2 separate regions of the Homo sapiens genome follow, and region 1 is linked to region 2. A link is an interaction called in ENCODE POLR2A ChIA-PET data of the cell type or tissue named here. Cell type or tissue: MCF 10A. All regions are shown on one strand. Links, peaks and the distances in the headings refer to the core of each region. The heading gives the core; the rest is flanking DNA. Region 1 has its middle 24 kb from the start of CENPF. Region 2 overlaps PTPN14 (protein tyrosine phosphatase non-receptor type 14).

The links. ChIA-PET counts read pairs that join two places held together with the same protein. Peaks named below come from ENCODE experiments on the same cell type or tissue, not always from the same donor. Only the 100,000 strongest peaks of a DNase experiment are listed, where the experiment ranks them.
Region 1: POLR2A ChIA-PET joins it to region 2 with 5 read pairs; 5 of 35 experiments call an interaction of 5 or more read pairs at or near these places.

Annotation. Positions count from the first base shown.
Region 1 is chr1:214,576,345-214,581,726 of GRCh38, reverse strand. No RefSeq gene overlaps it. Among named protein-coding and RNA genes, the nearest start is that of CENPF, 24 kb to the left of the region's middle. In MCF 10A, for the core only: no CTCF peak of the experiment used is centred there; no DNase peak of the experiment used is centred there.
Region 2 is chr1:214,522,253-214,527,634 of GRCh38, reverse strand. The region is part of intron 1 of PTPN14 (protein tyrosine phosphatase non-receptor type 14); the gene reads left to right. Among named protein-coding and RNA genes, the nearest start is that of PTPN14, 27 kb to the left of the region's middle. RefSeq lists an enhancer at 1,124-2,007. In MCF 10A, for the core only: no CTCF peak of the experiment used is centred there; DNase peaks (open chromatin) are centred at 1,864 and 2,624.

The DNA of each region.
Region 1 (5,382 bases), core at 102-5,101, 54 kb before region 2:
TTAATGAAATTTCAAATGCAGATTTCTCATTTCTAAATAAAGTTGACGATGAAATATAACGTGCATAAAATATTTGCCAACATTTATCAGCCTCCTTGGGGCCTATAGTAATGAAAATTAGAAGACATAAATATGTTAAGGAGGCCCCAGAATTTACTTCAAACCTTAGCTGTTATTTTAAGCTTTTCTTCGACAGGCATGAAATATGAAGCAATAGCTGCTAATATATTTGGTTTAATTAACAGAACTCTGCAAACAGCTCATGATTTCTGTTTTATGTGTCACCAGCTGCTTCAAATTAAAATTTAATTAATTCCAATAATTGTTCAATATTTTCATGAAATTCAGTGACTCAAAGCTTTTGAAAGTTCATCTGACTTTATTGTGTCTGCTATTGCAAATTCAGTGACAAAATTTGTGAGGATCATATAAATACAAATTCTGGTGATGCACACATTATATTTATTGTCAATTAGTTTATTGATAAATAAGAAATCTATAAAGCAGAAATGTTCTAGAAAACTTTTAGAGAAACGCTATTATTAAAAACAAAACTTGGAACCAAGCCAGACATGGGAGAGTGTCTGTAGTGCCAGGCGTTCAAGAGGCAGAAGCAGAAGAATTTCTTGAGCCTACAAGTTCGAGTCCAACCTGGACAACATAGTGAGACCCTGTCTCTAAAAACAAAACAAAAACTTGGAAGCAAAGAGATATTAAAATTTATCCTATAAAAGCAAGGGAAGACTTGAGTGAATAAATAAGGAAAGCTTAATCCATTTACAGTGTTTAATTTTGAAATTCTATAATTGTGCCTTAGAATATCTACATTTCTGGAATAATCTTTTGATGAAGCTTTTTGTAAAAACAATTTCATAAATTTGTATTCTATGCCAGAATGGAATGAAACTGCAAAAACTAATAATTGTGAAGCATCTATATACAAAATATTTTAAAGTATGGAGACAACTTACTAACAAGTTTTGTCTTACAAAACTATTAGTTAAAGACATCTACTCTGAATGGAGGCAAACAGGAGGTATCATATCTGGGAAAATACTTATGCTGAAATATTTACACATTTCAAATAAAAAGAATAATATTGAGAATTTCCTTCATTTAGCAGAATTTGTTCTGAGCTTACCATAAGCCTCACCACCTGAAGAAAGAGTAATTTCTCAATTGAAAATATTGTAAGCTAGATGGTAGAGTCAATTGAAAAAGAGTATAACAGGCCAGGTGTGATGGCTCACGCCCATAATCTCAACACTTTGGGAGGTCGAAGTGAGCCGATCACTTGAGTCCAGGAGTTCTAGACCAGCCTGGGCAACATGACAAAACTTTGACTGTACAAAAAATATAAAAATTAGTTGTGTGTGGTGGTGTGCAACTGTAGTACCAGCTACTTGGGAGGCTGAGGCAGGAGGATCACTGGAGCCCAGGAGGTCAAGGCTGCAGTGAGCCGTGATTGTGCCACTGCACTCCAGCCTGGAAGACAGAGTGAGACTCTGTCTCAAAAAAAAAAAGTAGGCGATTTTATGAAGAAAATTAAAATGATAAGACCACATTAAAAAAAAATACACTCTGTAGAAATATCTCAGTAAGAGAGTATTGGCAAAAAACACAGCTATTCAAAGTACTTTATTTAAAGTACATGAATATGGGCCGAGCGCAGTGGCTTATACCTGTAATCCCAGCACTTTGGGAGTCCGAGGCAGGCAGATCACCCTAGGTCAGGAATTTGAGACCAGCCTGGCCAACATGATAAAACCCCATCTCTACTAAAAATACAAAAATTAGCCGGGCATGGTGGCATGTGCCTATAATCCCAGCTACTCAGGAGGCTGAGGCAGGAGAATCGCTTGAACCCGGGAGGCGGAGGTTTCAGTGAGCCGAGTTCACACCACTGCACTCCAGCCTGGGTGACAGAGTGAGACTCCATCTCAAAACACACACACACACACACACACACAGAGTACGTGAATATGTACCAACAATTATTCTGTTTGTATTATTTTTAAATTCAGGTAATCAACATAAACATTTCAAAACTTTAATGTACATGAGTTACATGTTTTTAAGAGAGATTTATATTTTTGAAAAAAAATTTTTTTTTTTGAGACAGAGGCCCGGTCAGCATGTGGAGAAGGAATGTCACAAGAACTGATCCTCTGAGCTGTAGTTACAGGGAAGGTGCTCCTTACCTTTAATGTATCACCAAATGAACAGACAGCAACTTTTGTGACTTCCTAATACTCCAGTCCTTACTTCTCAAACCAGAAAAACCCTAGACAAATATCTTGCAACAATTTACTTCTTTCCTCTTTGTCCCCAGGGGAGTCCTGACTCTGGTTTCTTTATCCTCCCAATCCTAAAACTACTTCCTCTTTTGAATAGTAATCTACCTTCTGAGGTAAACTTACCTTATAGTAACTTTATAAGCTTTTATTAGCCACAGGAAAGGTTACACACTGAGGTGTTTTTTTGTTTGTTTGTTTTTTGTTGTTTTTTTTTTTTTTTTTGAGATGGACTCTCACTTTGTCACCCAGGCTGGAGTGCAGTGGTGAGATCTTGTTTTACTGCAACCTCTGCCTCCCAAGTTCAAGCAATTATCCCACCTCAGCCTCCCAAGTAGCTGGGTTACAAGCGCCTGCCACCATGCTCGGCTAATTTTTTTTTGTATTTTTAGTACAGGTGGGGTTTTGGTATATTGGCCAGGTTGCTCTCAAAGCCCTGACCTCAAGTGATCCGCCTGCCTTGGCCTCCCACAGTGCTGGGATTACAGGCGTGAGCCACCATGCCCAGATATTTTTGTTTTTGTTTTTAATTCTGTGTTGAAAATAGAAATTTAGGAAATTTTGAGAGTAGATGCAATATTTGATCAGTATCTGGGGCCTGCCTGACTTCATAGGAATCTAGTTCCCAATATATCCATCAAAAAAGCTGAGCAGGGACCAGGTGCAGTGACTCATGCCTGTAATCCCAGCACTTTGGGAGGCTGAGGCAGGTGGATCACCTGAGCTCAGGAGTTCGAGACTAGCCTGGGCAACGTGGTGAAACCCTGTCTCTACTAAAAATACAAAAATTAGCCAGGCATGGTGGGGTGCGCCTATAATCCCAGCTCCTCAGGAGGCTGAGGCAGGAGAATTGCTTGAACCCGGGAGGTGGAGGTTACAGTGAGCCAAGATCATGACACTGCACTTCAGCCTGGGTGACAGAGCGAGACCCTGTCTCAAAAAAAAAAAAAAAAAAAAAAAAAGCTAAGCATTGAAAGAACACCTAGTTCAATGCCAGGCACATAGTGAGTTTACAACAAATATATGTGAAATTTGTGAATGAATGAAAGAACTCCCAAATAGTTGAAAATCATCTAACTGTACACTTTCAGCTATTTGGTAAAAGAAAGTTGTCAGGAAATGAGAAGCAATAAAAAGTTGGTGGATAAACATTTTTCTTTCTGCCTCACACTGTATTAGTCCGTTTTCATGCTGCTGATAAAGACATACCAGAGACTGGGAAGAAAAAGAGGTTTAATTGTACTTACAGTTCCACATGGCTGGGGAGGCCTCAGAATCATGGCCAGAGGTGAAAGGCCCTTCTTACATGGCTGCCACAAGAGAAAATGAGGAAGATGCAAAAGTGGAAACCCCTGATAAAACCATCAGATCTCGTGAGACTTATTCACTACCATGAAAACAGTATAGGGGAAACTGCCCACATGAATCAAATTATCTCCCACTGGGTCCCTCCCACAACACATGGGAATTATGGTAGTACAATTCAAGATAAGATTTGGGTGGGGACACAGAAACAAACCATATCATTCCTCCCCTGGCCCTCCAAATCTCCAAATGTCCTCACATTTCAAAACCAGTCATACCTTCCCAACAGTTTCCTGAAGTCTTAACTCATTTCAGCATTAACCCAAGTCCACAGTTCAGTCTCATCTGAGACAAGGCAAGTCCCTTCCACCTATGAGCCTGTAAAATCAAAAGCAAGCTAGTTACTTCCTAGATACAAGGGGGTGCAGGTATTGGGTAAATACAGCCATTCCAAATGGGAGAAATCAGCCAAAACAAAAGGGTGTACAGTGCCCATGGAAGTCTGAAATCCAGCAGGGCAGTCAAATTTTAAAGTTCCAAAATGATCTCCTTTGACTCCAGGTCTCACATCCAGGTCATGCTGATACAAGAGGTGGGTTCCCATGGTCTCTGGGCAGCTCTGCCCCTGTGGCTTTGCAGGGTACAGCCTCCTTCCCGGCTGCTTTCACAGGCTGACATTGAGTATCTGCTGCTTTTCCAGGCACACAGTGCAAGCTGTAGGTGGATCTACCATTCTGGGGTCTGGAGGATGGTAGCCCTCTTCTCACAGCTCCACTAGGTGTGGGGACTCCAATTCCACATTTTCCTTCTGCACTGCCCTAGCAGAGGGTCTCCATGAGAGACCCACCCTTGCAGCAAACTCCTGTCCGGCATCCAGGCATCTCCATACATCTTCTGAAATCTGGATGGAGGTTCCCAAACCCCCATTCTTGACTTTCTGTGCACCCACAGGCTCCACACTATGTGGAAGCTGCCAAGACTTGGGGCTTGCACCCTCTGAAGCCACAGCCTGAGTTCTATGTTGACCTCTTTCAGCCACAACTGGAGCAGCTGGGATGCAGGGCACCAAGTCCTTAGACTGCACACAGCATGGGGACCCTGGGCCCTGCCCATGAAACCATTTTCTCCTTCTAGACCTCTAGGTCTGTGATGGGAGAGGCTGCCACAAAGGTCTCAGACATGCCCTGGAGACATTTTCCCCATTGTCTTTGGGATTAACATTCACCTCCTCGTTACTTACGCAAGTATCGGCAGCTAGCTTAAATTTCTCCTCAGGAAATAAGATTTTCTTTTCTATCGCATTGTCAGTCTGCAAATTTTATGAACTTTTATGCTCTGCTTCCCTTTTAAAACTGAATGCCTTGAACAGCACCCAAGTCACATCTTGAATAATTTTCTGCTTAGAAATTTCTTCCAGCAGTTACCCTAAATCATCTTTCTCAAGTTCAAAGTTCTGCATATCTCTAGGTCAGGGGCAAAATGCTGCCAGCCTCTTTGCTAAAACATAACAAGAGTTACCTTTGCTTTAGTTTTCAACAAGTCCCTCATCTCCATCTGAGATCACCTCAGCCTGGATTTCATTGTTCATATCATTATCAGTATTTTTGTCAAAGCCATTGAACAAATCTCTAGGAAGTTCCTGTCTTCTTCTGAACCCTCCAAACTGCTCCAACCTCTGCCTGTTACCCAGGTCCAAAAATTGCTTCCACATTTTTGGGTATCTTTTCAGCAACACCCCACTCCTGGTACCAATTTACTGTATTAGTCCATTTTCACACTGCTG
Region 2 (5,382 bases), core at 279-5,278:
AAACACTGTTATGTCAATAGAAGTTTTTGGTTAATAGAAAGGAATGCTAAATAGGAAATTATTAAAAAATATATAATTAATTTTTAGAGAAGACTCTGAAATAGCAGTGGAATTACTGATGCATGCTTCAAGCCTATCCTCCTTTCATTATAATGGTTAGGGTGATTAAATCCCTTTATTCAGAATTTTTGAATTCTGAAGTGATTTCCCCAGATACTAGGCCTTTTGGGTTAAGAATGAGCTGAGTCCCCTTGAGAATTAGGGCTTCGCAGTATAAATTTCTAAGTTGGCATTGGTTACTCCTGATCGAATGCATAAGATCAAGTTCTGGAACAGGGAGAGCAAAAGTATAGACCCAATATATTCTGTAGAAACCTCTGCCTGCACGCAGACAGAAACCTACAAATGTCCTTTACCATCTGGTCTAATGTGTATGTCTTGACCGGAGCTTTCCTCTGCAGAAGGTGGGGGCTTTCCTGCCAAGGCTCTGAGATCCGCACCTTCTTGCCTTATCACCTTCTGTTTTTTTTTTTTTCTTTTTTGGAGATGGAGTTTTGCTGTTGTTGCCCAGGCTGGAGTGCAATGACGTGATCTTGGCTCATCGCAACCTCTGTCTCCCGGGTTCAAGTGATTCTCCTGACTCAGCCTCCCCAGTAGCTGGGATTACAGGCATGTGCCACCATGCCCAGCTAATTTTATATTTTTAGTAGAGACAGGGTTTCTCAATATTGGTCAGGCTGGTCTCAAACTACCAACCTCAGGTGATCCCCCCGCGTTGGCCTCCGAAAGTGCTGGGATTACAGGCGTGAGCCACCGCGCCCGGCCCACCTGCTCTCTTTACCACTTCATGACTTTCTTTCCTCTCCTCTGGTTTTCTAATTTTTCCTCTTTTCTGTCTCATCACTTCTTCCACACATCTCAAACCTAAACTAAACCTGGATTTTTCAAACACTGATAATCAGAATGCCTATTCTTCTCTGCTGTGTTTGGGCCAGTCAGTACTTGGATATAATCTTGGGTTCCTTTCATTGCTGTGGTTGTGGTGATCTAAGAACTGTTTTTTTTTCTACCAGAGCTACCTCTCTTTTTCTATTTTTTTTTTCTTTTAACCATCTGGGGACCTTGAGTCCTTACTTAACAGATTCTAAGGGTAGTCAGTCTCCTTGGAGTGTATATTTTATTGGCAATTGAATATATTCAAATGGCATTTTTCCTTTAATTCCTATCTGACCTTTAGAAAATCAGATAGTGACTTTTGGAATGGTATTTGAATTACTGTTGGTATGTGTATACTCTGACTCCAAATTAATGTTAGTCACTTTATTGTCTAAAAACGCTACCCAGGCACCATTAGAAGTGACTCTAGCTTGGCCGGGCGTGGTGGCTCACGCCTGTAATCCCAGCACTTTGGGAGGTGGAAGCAGGCGGATCACCTGAAGTCAGGAGTTCGAGACCAGCCTGGCCAACATGGTGAAAACCCCTGTCTACTAAAAATATAAAAATTAGCTGGGCGTGGTGGTGTGCGCCTGTAATCCCAGCTACCCAGGAGGCTGAGGCAGGAGAATCGCTGGAACCCAGGAGACAGGGGCTGCAGCGAGCTGAAATCATGCCACTGCACTCCAGCCTGGGTGACAGCGCAAGCCTCCGTCTTAAAAAAAAAAAAAAAAAAAAAGTTGACTTTAGCTTGTTCCTTGAGAGTCCCTTAGGCCATGTAAGATGAAACTACTCTGGGCAGATGTGTAACGGGCCAAGTCCATTTTGAATTTTTGCACCTCCTCCTACCATCCCCCATCCTCACCCATGTGGTCTAGTGGAAAGTGCACGCCTGTGGAATTTCAGAAACCTGAGTCCCAAGTCACTAATTAGCTATTTTGGTTTTAGGCAAGTTACTTAGCCACCCATGACTCAGTTTCTTTGTCTTTGTTGACTTAGTTGATCTAGTAGAATATGATTCCTAAGCTTCCCAGCTGAACACCTCTGTACAGATTCATGAATTCTAGAAAACTTTTTGTTTTAACTCTGTGGTTGAATTTGCGGTCAGAGTGAAAGAGGAAACTTCTGTGCTGTTTACTCTTCAGAAGAAACTAGTTGCCAGGTTTGTTTTTGTCCAGGAAAGATTCAAGTAGCAAATTTAAATAGTAAATTTAAACTTTTGTTTTGCTGTGATAAGTCATGTTATTTGAATGATCTTAGCATTCGCAGCTGACCCTTCCCATGAGAAATGGGACTATAACGTATGCAGTATACTTGTTTTTACATTTGTTTACATTACAATTAATTTTGTTTGGATATATTTTCAGAGGTTCACCAGGTTTGTTGGGATCATTTTAGAAAAGTGTCCCGTCAGAGGTTGGAAGTGGTTGGGGTAAGAGGTTTAGTAGAATTTAGCCGAAGTTTTGCTCCACTGTGGAAAAAGATACATATTCTGTTGTACCTCCACTGCCCTCTGCAAAACATTGCCTTCTGTCACAGTGCTGGCACCGACTTCTGAATCTTCGCAGAGATTTAGTGCTGATTCTGTGTAGTTCTTTAAAGTGTTTGTGGGACTGCTATATGTTACATATATACCTCCTTGGCCTCTCCTGAGCTGTGGTTTGCTTCCTTTTGGGAATTGCAACATGATCTCCAGGGTTTTGGGTTTCCTGACACCCTCCATGGCAGATTCCTTTATAGTGTACACTTACTACATTAATTTGTTTTGAAAGTTTCATAACTTATTTTGAAATAATTTGAGACACTTGGGGTGTTTCAAATTCTGGGCTGGAAATCTCTAGAGAACAGGATGTGATAGACAAGAGAGAGAAGAGAAGATTGGGAGGTGGGTGAAGGATTTTGAAATAGGAAGCCATAGCTGATATGTTAGAGATTGCTGGAGAGGAGCATAGTCTGAAAAAATAAATTTCACAGGAGATATGTTGTCTTTCCATTGATCCTATTATATTTTGAATCCTTCTCCACTCGCCCCCTCCCGCCTTTTTTTTAAGAGATAGGGTCTCTCTTTGTTGTCCAGGCTGGAATGCAGTGGCACGATCATAGCCCACTGCAGCCTTGACCTCCTGGGCTCAAGGGATCCTCTTGCCTCAGCCTTCCGAGGAGCTGGGACTACAGGTGTGCAGCATCCTGCCTAGCTAATTTTTACATTTTTGTTAGAGACAGAGTCTTGTTTTTTTGCCCAGGCTGGTCTTGAACTCCTGGACTCAAGCAGTCCTACTGCCTCAGCCTCCCAAGTAGCTGGGATTACAGGCATGAGCCACCACGCCCAGCCCTCTTCACTTTTACTGCCTTGATACGTGCATACTGTTTCCTCTTCTAGGCCCACTTCATATAGAAGTAGTTTCAAAAACTTGTAAATCAGCTTGCAATGAGGAATTGATTTTCTTATAAGAAAATCGTTCTATAGAACGATGTGAAAATTGGTGCTTTAGTTCTCAGCTGTCTGGCAAAAGCCTTCTTGCCTCTTATGTAGCATACTATAGAATCTAGTCAGCCAGACGTGGTGGCTCATGCCTGTAATCCCAGCACTTTGGGAGGCCGAGGCAGGTAGATCACCCGAGGTGAGGAGTTTGAGACCAGCCTGGCCAACATGGTGAAACCCTGCCTCTACTAAAAATACAAAAATTAGCCAGGCGTGTTGGTGCATGCCTATAATCCTAGCTACTTGGGAGGCTGAGGCAGGAGAATCACTTGAACCCAGGAGGCAGAGGTTGCAGAGAGCCGAGATTGTACCACTGCACTCCAGCCTGGGTGACAGAGCAAGACTCTATCTCAAAAAAAAAAAAAAAAAGAATCTGATTACTCTCAAATACTATTTCAGTGCAAAAATAGATTCCCAGCCCCAGTGTTCAGTGACAGGAACTCAAGGATCCTGGTCAGCCACCGCAGGAGGAGGAGGGACTCCAGGCCTTGTGTTGGTGGCCAGTACTCCTGGGGCCAGCAGCCCAGATACCTCCGGAAGTGGGGTCACTGAAACTGCACTCAGGGCCCCTAGTTGTCAAATCTGTGGTTGCTTAACAAGGGGGTATGTTCTGAGAATTGACTTATTAGGCAATTTAGTCGTTGAGCAAACATTATAGAATATATTTACACAAACCTAGATGGTAGAGCCTACTACACACCTAGGCTAGATGGTGTAGCCTATTGCTCCTAGGCTACAGACCTGTATAGCATGTTACTGTACTGAATACTGTAGACAGTTGTAACATAATGGTAAGTATCTGTGTATCGAAACATAGAGCACAGTAAAAATATGGTATTATAATCTTCTGGGGCTACTGTCGTGTATGTGGTCCGTCATTAATTGAGATGTCATGTAGTGCATGACAGATTGCTCTGGGTTCATTCTTGGTTAGGAAGGACTTCCAGTAAGAGGTATATAAGAAAAATGGGATGATATGGGGATATGTGGGGAAGTGGATGTGTTTCTGCGAGAGACTGTGTTGACCTCGGGATGCCAGGTTCAAGGGCACTGCCTCTATAAAGATGGATCTGACCTGTCCTTGTAGATCCTATATTGTGACAATGTAAGGATTGTCCAAGGATGAATAGCACATTAATCTCCCATAACCTTAGGTGCCTCACTAAGTATGATTAAGTCTTAGGAGTGAGAATAATTTTCATTATTTTGGTCTGTAGTCAGCTTCTGATCACCACCACAATTTCAAAAGATCTCGATTTAGTGTTTCCCTGCTTCTGAATAGGCCGAGTGACTGCCTTCTTTCTCCTCAGTCTTATCTTGCCAGCATTTTAAATGTAATTGATATCACCTGCAATTTTATGCCGTCCTAAACAAGGAGTTGCCCACATTAAGTCTTTTAAAACACCATGGCATTTATTTTCACAATTGGTTGTCTTTTGTTTATAAGTAAAGCTTTTACTGCTTGCGGTCTTTACTTTTGCCCTCTGGTGGTCTTCATTTTCACTTTTCTTGTCCTTTATTTAAAACGGCCTTGAATTGGTTAACTGCACTTCTCAGCAACCTCCTCCACTTACCACCATTTGGTGTAGGCTCAATGAATGTTAACTGTTTTTTACGCTGGTTTAAACTGAATATAATTAGGACAGCGAATTTGTTTCAGAACCTGATGGAAAACAGGTATTGCATATATATTTAGTGGTTACGTTCTGCGGGCTTGGATGTTTGTATCCTGCTTGTTCCTTTTCTGAACACAGATAGTTATTTGAGTTGAATTAGCTATTTGTTGACTGGCCATTTTGCAAGTTACTGTTTTTGAAAACAAGATATTAATTTAATCAAAGCTTACTTTGGTAGTGATTGTACCTACTTCCAAACTTGCCGTAGGTTTCCATATTCCATTGAAGCTACTTTTGATCCTTAAGATGCTACATGACTGGTATGAAATCTCTCATAGTTGTGGGGAAAAG